Linked DNA regions of Homo sapiens: region 1 is linked to region 2. Evidence: read pairs that join two places in POLR2A ChIA-PET (ENCODE). Cell type or tissue: PC-9. All regions are shown on one strand. Links, peaks and the distances in the headings refer to the core of each region. The heading gives the core; the rest is flanking DNA.

What was found. ChIA-PET counts read pairs that join two places held together with the same protein. Peaks named below come from ENCODE experiments on the same cell type or tissue, not always from the same donor. Only the 100,000 strongest peaks of a DNase experiment are listed, where the experiment ranks them.
Region 1: POLR2A ChIA-PET joins it to region 2 with 22 read pairs; 2 of 35 experiments call an interaction of 5 or more read pairs at or near these places.

Annotation. Positions count from the first base shown.
Region 1 is chr4:153,015,424-153,019,454 of GRCh38, forward strand. No RefSeq gene overlaps it. Among named protein-coding and RNA genes, the nearest start is that of FHDC1, 81 kb to the left of the region's middle. In PC-9, for the core only: no CTCF peak of the experiment used is centred there; no DNase peak of the experiment used is centred there.
Region 2 is chr4:151,193,617-151,197,647 of GRCh38, forward strand. The region is part of intron 2 of SH3D19 (SH3 domain containing 19); the gene reads right to left. Among named protein-coding and RNA genes, the nearest start is that of SH3D19-AS1, 71 kb to the left of the region's middle. In PC-9, for the core only: no CTCF peak of the experiment used is centred there; a DNase peak (open chromatin) is centred at 2,345; H3K4me3 peaks cover 716 bases; H3K27ac peaks cover 2,254 bases.

The DNA.
Region 1 (4,031 bases), core at 473-2,972, 1.8 Mb after region 2:
GTAGCGATTTGAGATGGTGTTTTTGAAGAGTCTACCATGGAATCTGACACAATGAAAAGCAACTATTTTTATTATGATGTCCTGTGCTCATTCACTGAATTTCCCATTGTGACAACCACTCATATACTTCTGTCTCTATGTTAGGATCTAGCTGTTTTGCTCACAAACTTGAATGCATTCTTCATATACTCCAGTTTTATAGTCTTGTCACATATTCTTCAAATATTTTCATCATTTTTCTTATAGAAGTTTATAATTTTATGTCTACATTTGTACCTTTTTTCTTAGAGATTTCTTTTATTTTTTGTTATATTCTCACAAATCTGATATATGTTCCATTGTCTACCAGTTTTTCTGTGATTTATTTTTTTTTATTTGAAAAATTTAACCCACCAGTCTATAGTAGAAGATGTACCTCTAAGTTAGTATTTCCCCAGGCTGGCATACTACCAGATTAGTTTACTTGAGCTGTTGAAGCACAGTACCAAAAGTTGGGTGGCTTAAAACGACAGAAATGTATTCTCTCACAATTCTGGAAGTCAGAAGTCTGAAATCCAGGTGCTGGCAGGGCTTGCTCCCACTGAAGGCTCTGGGGAAGATATGTTTCCTGTTTCTTCCAGCTTCTAGTGGCCCCAGGTGTTCCCTGGCTTGTGGCTGTATCATTCTAATCTCTACCTCCGTGCCACGTTACCTCCTTTTCTTTTCTGTTTGTTTCTCAAAACTCCCTTTGTTTCTGTCTTATTGGGACACTTGTGAGGGCATTTAGGACCTACTTGCATAATCCAGGGTAATCTCATCTCAAAATCCCTAATTTAACCACATCTGCACAGACCCCCTTTTCAAATAAGATAACATTGACCAGTTTTAGGGATAAGGACTTGACATCTTTGAGTGGTCACTATTAAATCTACTACAAGCACTTAAAAAAAACCCAACTCATTCTCTGTTCTTCGGGGGAAAGAACAGCATGTGTCCAAATGAGGTTAATACAGGGAGATGAACTCAGGAAGGTTGAAGGTGGGCTCTGTAGGGTGGGGGAGCAGCCCACCTCTGAGTTCTGATTTAGATCCTCAGTCCCACCTGTGGGGAAGGGGCCTATTTTAAATTCTATCCCATCAGTGCTGTCAACGGAAGCTCATGCTCTTGGGGTCTGGTGTGGAGACATCTTTTAGACTCTGGTGACTAGTTAGCTACCAATATCTTAGTGACAGAGTGCCCCGCTAGAAGATTATATCTCTCTGCCTTCCTTGCCTCTTGTTGTGGCCATGAGACTAAGTTCTGGTTAAAGATATGTAAATGAGAATTCACTGGATGGAATTTTCAGGGAAATTCCCTCAAAGGAAGACACATAACTGGGCAGTGACCTCGTTTCTCCTTACCGTTTGTCTTCTTTCTGCCCGAAATACAGATGTGATGGCTGGAGCTCTAGCAGTTATATTGAGCCATGATGTGAATGTAAAGCTTGAAGCCAGGTACTAGAAAGAGTGAAACAGAAGGCTAGACAGAGCTAGGACCCTGATGAGCTGCTGTACTAGTTCAGGGCTGCTTACTTATATATTTATTTTATGTGAGAGAAATAAGCCTCTAACTTAGTTAAGCCGCTTTGGTTAGTTGTTGTTAATAACAATACATCTCAGTGTCTAATTGGGATAATTTCAAAACTTTATTCCCTATCTTTCTTTATTGACGTTTGGCATGAGTTTTCTTTACCTATGGCTTTCAGTTCAAATGTCACTTCTTCAGCGCTACCTTCTTTTACCAACCACCGTATCTAAAGTTGCCACGCACGTTATTACATGCTCTGTCATGCTGTCCTGGCTGATGTTCTTTATTGTGCCTTTCATACCAGCAAACACCAGCAATTAATCCCTCCCTCCCTCCCTCCCTTCCTCCTTCCTTCCCATCCTCTTCCTTCCTTCCTTCCTTCCTTTTCTCTCCTTCCTTCTTTCCTTCCCTCTCCTTCTTTGTTCTCTGTTTTCCTTGCTGTAGACTGTAAGTTCTATGAAGGCAGGGACCCTGCCTGGTTTGCACCATGCCCGTTCCTGGGAGAGAGCTTTGCACGTGGCAGGTGCTGGATAAGTATGTGTGAATGGATGAGCCTGTGTGAGAACCAAAATGGGACACTGGGAGTAGGTGGTGCTGTTGAAAAATTTCCTTAGGGGAAATCCAAGAAGCCCGAGTGGAAAACCTGTCAGTGCAAGTGGTTAAGAGTCCAGGGTACTAAGGAGGAGGATGATGTAGACTTTCCTTAATCCTTCTCCTCCAGAGCGTAGAGCACAGCCACTCAGGGCCCCATTGCCTAAGCACAACATGAATTCACACTCATTGCTTGCACCCACTATTGCTCTTGGGGTCTGGAGTGGAGGCATCTTTTGGACTCTGGTAGCACAGATGACTAGTTAACTACCAATACCTTAGTGACAGAGTCCCCCACTGGACGATTATATCTCTTTGCCTTCCTTGCCTCTTGTTGGCCTCTACCAGCTGGCTGTGCTGTATGATCTCGAATTCCTAAAGCTTCCATGTCAGGATCTAGCTTGGTCCCATGGAGAAATAACCACCCTGAGACTAGGGAAGGAGGGTTGTTAACTAACTGAGCCCCCAACATCCCTAGTGGCACAGGCCTTTTTCTCCCTGGAAGATATTTGACAGAAATGGCTCTGGTTTCTCCGTCTCATTTCTGGGTTAAATCCCACTAGTCTCAGTTGCCCAGCCCAGGTCTTACTCTGTATTAGTCCATTTTCACACTGCTATAAAGAACTACCTGAGACTGAGTCATTTATAAAGGAAAGAGGTTTAGTTGACTCACAGTTCCACATGGCTGGAGAGGTCTCAGGAAATTTACAATCATGGCGGAAGCCAAAAGGGAAGCAAGACACATCTTACATGGCAGTAGGAGGTAGGGGGGAGGTACTACACTTTTAAAACCATCAGATCTCATGAGAACTTACTATCAGGAGAACACCACGGGGGAAACCGCCCCCATGATCCAATCACCTCCCACCAGGTCCTCCCTTGACACGTGAAGATTACAATTCTAGGTGAGATTTGGGTGGGGATGCAGAGCCAAACAGGATCACACTCCTTCATGGAGCCTTGCCCAGTTTCTTTGGTTCACCTGGGTTTTTTCTGTTCTGATCGCCATGCCTCTCATTTCGATGTCATTTGTTCATTTACTCTTTTATTCATTTAACTAAAAGGGCCTCCTCTGTGCGGGGCACTATGCCAGTCACTGGGGGTTAGAATGAGAGCAAACATAGACATGGTCCCTATTGATCACATATCAATTATCTAGCAGATGTTTCCAGTTTGCAGTGCTTTGGCAGTCACCAAGTAGAATAAATGCAAGGCCACAGTTAGGTGACATACACAAAGCAGACAACACTAAACAGCTTTCAGCCACCATACTGCAAGCACTCATCTCATGCCAGCTTGGTGACAGCTGCAAAAAAAGCTTTCCCATGGGCCACAACCTGTTTCATGCTTTTAAGGCGGCAGACTGTGCATATCTGTGAGCTGCTGTTTTGTGGGTCTCCTGGGGCTGGAGCTGAGAGCAGGACTGTCAGGAGGTTGCTGTGGGCAGTGGACTCTGAAGGGCAGCCCTGCTTTCTGAAAGATGGCTGCTGAGCACAAGTGTGGGAGAAGGAGAACTGTCACCCTACAGAAAAGTGAGACTTAAGGTCTGGGGGACTAAAAGGCAGAGGGGACGGAGGTTTTGATTCTTTGAGTGAAAGCCCATGAGCCCACAGCAGGGTGGCACAAAAGCCAACTAAAGAGTCACAGAAGAGCCTTAAATGGCACCATCCAAGGGGCAGAGAGGCTGTCCTTCTTCTTCTCCTGCGTGTGGGTGGGGGTGGGGCTGGGTCACACAGAGCCTGCCTTTCCCTGCTTGGCAAGCTCAAACATGCTCTTAACACAACTGGTCAACCAGTGCGCTCTGTTCCATGACCTCAAATACAAATGCAATCAACTCTCCATTTTAACCTTGCTTTTTAATCTAGAATCCAAACGACCCCAAAGCCTGTTGTTCC
Region 2 (4,031 bases), core at 915-3,414:
CACACAGTGACTTTACTAAGATGGAACTTGTCTGAATGGGTTAGGTTACATGACATGGAACAGATACAACTTGGTTTGGGAAGAGGTATGGTGCATGTCAACCCAGCACCTAAGAAATGTAGCATTTACTGCAACATATGAGCTCAGAATCTAACCCCTTCAAATGTGAACACAGAAAGATTAAGAACTGTGGGTCTGATGTATAATTGTGTTCAATGGACACCTATTGAAGGAACCAAGGAATTAATAACCAGAATAAAACTTTTCTGGGGTTATATCTTTCCTTCACAGTCAACCTAAGTGATCTATAGAAAGAGTTTATATAGAAAACCTAAAAAGACAAAAAGGGCTAAAATCTAATCCTCTCTTTTCTAGATGTGTAGCAGTATAGTAGGATTAATTTTTTTTTTTTTTTTTTTTTTTTTTTTTTTGGTCACTCAGCTCTGTCACCCAGGCTGGAGTGCAGTGGCATGATCTCGGCTTACTGCAACCTCTGCCTCCTGGGTTTTAGCGATACTCCTGCCTCAGCCTCCCAAGTAGCTTGGATTACAGGTGCCCGCCACCACGCCCAGCTAGTTTTTTTGTATTTTTAGTAGAGATGGGGTCTCACCAGTTGGCCAGGCTGGTCTTACACTCTTGACCTCAAGTGATCCACCCACCACGGCCTCCCAAAGTGCTGGGATTACAGGCATGAGCCACCGCCCCCAGCCAGTAGGATTAATTTTTATGATTAGGAGTTATTTGTTGGTAAAAGGCATAAAAAGGATAGCATAGGTCTAAAGAGGTGTCTATTAAATGCCAGGAAAAAAATAAGCGATAAAATATAGACAAATATATGGTAGTTTCAGTTTCAAGCATCCACAACAACTACAGACTGATTTTTCAAACTTTTGTCTTTTTCAATTCTCCTGCCTCAGCCTCCCGAGTAGCTGGGATTACAGGTGCCCGCCACAACGCCCAGCTAATTTTTTGTAAATTTAGTGGAGATGAAGTTTCACCATGTTGGCCAGGCTGGTCTCGAACTCCTGACCTCAGGTGATCTGCCTACCTCAGCCTCCCAAAGTGCTGGGATCACAGGCATGAGCCACCGTGCCTGGCTAAACTTTTGTCCTATTAGCTGATGATTTCTTCATTTTTCGTCAAACGATTAATGTGCATCTAACTGTTAAGAGTTAACCTTAATTTTCAGCTGGGCATGGAGGCTCACACCTTTAATCCCAGCACTTTGGGAGGCTGAGGCAGGTGGATCGCCACAGGTCAGGAGTTCGAGACCAGCCTAGCCAATGTGGTGAAACAAAAAATACAAAAATTAGCCAGGTGTGGTGGCACCTGCCTGTAATCCCAGCTACCCGGTAGGCTGAGGCATGAGAATCACTTGAACCTGAGAGGCAGAGGTTGCAGTGAGCCAAGATCGTGCACTGCACTCCAGCCTAGGCGACAAAGGAAGACCATCTTAAAAAAAAAAAAAAAAAGGTTGGGCGCGGTGGCTCATGCCTATATTCCCAGTGCTTTGGGAGGCTGAGGTGGGTGGATCACGAGGTCAGGAGATCGAGACCATCCTGGCTAACATGGTGAAACCTCGTCTCTATTAAAAATACGAAAAAAATTAGCCGGGCATGATGGCGGGTGCCTGTAGTCCCAGCTACTCGGGAGGCTGAGGCAGGAGAATGGTGTGAACCCAGCAGGCGGAGCGTGCAGTGAGCCCAGATCGCCCCACTGCACTCCAGCCTGGTGGACAGAGTGAGACTCTGTCTCAAAAAAAAAAAAAAAAAAAAAAAAAAGAAAAAGAAAAAAAGAGTTAACCTTAATTTTCAAGCAAGAAACCTAATGCCTATGTTATTCCAGGCATTGTGCTGGGCACCAAAGAAAGAAGATTAACTAGGACATGGCCCCTGCCCATAGGTGCTCATAGGTGCTCATGGTCTAGTGAGAAGCCTGTGGATAAGAAAAGAGCTTATGATTTGAATTTCTGCTTTTCTTAAAATTAGAACATTTATATATTTTTTTAATCTTTTATCAGAGAGGTGTTTTTACATATTAGTTCCTCTATTAGAATATAATCTCCTTCTCAGGCCATATACATGTTGGACATGTTGGAATGATGTTGCACATAAATCCTAAATTAAAAAAATAATTACAGCAAATTTTAAAAAATTAAGGCAATTTAAGAAGTCCTCTTGACATGCTCAGATTCCATGCCATAAAATACTTTAGATCATACGTAAAGAAAAAGTTTCTGAAAAACAACTGACTCATCCAGTTACACCCTACTTAACAATGACTTTAAAAGATGTAAGAGAAGTTCTTAAAAAAAAAAAAAAAAGAAAAAAGAATTTTCTCAAACCGGTCATCCTGGTTTCAAAAACTATATATATGCAAAGGGGTGACACATCCCTTCGGACACTTCCTTATGAACGTTTGGGGAAAACCTGGTATAAGCTGCTGCCACAGACATGAGACTGGCAGGGGACACTGCCTGGCAAGAGAAAGTAGGACAGAGGAAGCTGGGTGGAAATTCAAACAGGAATCATTTGGTCATATCAAAAACGGAACATCAAAGGCAGGCCCATCAAGGTCCATATTTAGAGTCTATACATATAATAAGAAACAAATCTGGGCAACATAGTGAGACCCTTATCTCTACAAAAAATAAAAAAAATTAACTGGATGTGGTGGTGCGTGCCTGCCTGTAGTTCCAGTTACTTGGGAGGCTGAGGCAGGGGGATGGCTTGAGCCTGGGAATTCGAGGCTGCAGTGGGCCAGGATGGCACCACCACAGCCCAGCCTGGGCAACAGAGAAAGACCCTGTCTCAAAAACAAACAAACAAAACATAAAACACCAAGAAAAAGCCCTCTGTCCAGAGATGAAAAAATTCTCAGGGAGAAAAGGGAAGAGGAAAAGATATTAGCTTATCACTACCTAGAAAAATCTGCTATTTATAGTATTAGTTTTTTTTTTTTAACTAAACATATACTGAATACTCCAGTATGCTGGTTCTCATCAGAACATATAATCTATTTTTCTTGATGGGACTTAATTAAACTAAAAAGCTTCTGCACAGCAAAACAAATAATCAGCAGAGTAAACAACCCACAGAGTGGGAGAAAATCTTCACAATCTATACATCCAACAAAGGACTAATATCCAGAATTTACAAGGAACTCAAACAAGTCAGCAAGTAAAAAACAAACAATCCCATCAAAAATTAGGCTAAGGGCATGAATAGACAATTCTCAAAGGAAGATATATAAATGGCTAACAAACATATGAAAAATGCCCGACATCATTAATTATCAGAGAAATGCAAATCAAAACCACAATGTGATACCCCTCTACTCCTGCAAGAATGGCCATAATAAAAAAATCAAAAAATATTAATAGATGTTGGTATGGATGCAGTGAAAAGGGAACACTTTGACACTGCTAGTGGGAATGTAAACTAGTACAGCCACTATGGAAAACAGTGTGGAGATTCCTTAAAGAACTAAAAGTAGAACCACCATTTGATCCAGCAATCCCACTCCTGGGTATCTACCTAGGTATCACACACTGCACTCCAGCCTGGGTGACAGAGCAAGACGATCTCAAAAAAAAAAGAGTTAATCTTAATTTTCAACCAAGACATCTAATGCCTATGCTATTCCGGGCATTGTGCTGGGCACCTTAGGGTAAAATAAGTCATTATACCGAAAAGATACTTGCACATGCATATTTATAGCAGCACAATTCACCACACCCAGCCTTCTAATTTACTTTGAATTCGTCAGAAGGGATAGTTGCACGGCATGGGTGTCTAATATCTACTGATGATGTGGCAATCAAAATCAGCACAAAAATTCAAATGTTCCAGAAGCAGCTAATATTTGGAACTGGGTTAGCAACAAATGTTACAAACAAGGGGGTGTGTGCATGCACGTGACTATTTGGGAAGAGCCTTAACCTCAACATGTGATATTTTCAAACGAGAGCATATTCATCTCAATTAACCACTGCAATATTCTCCTGTGAAAAATAAAACCCTACTATTAAT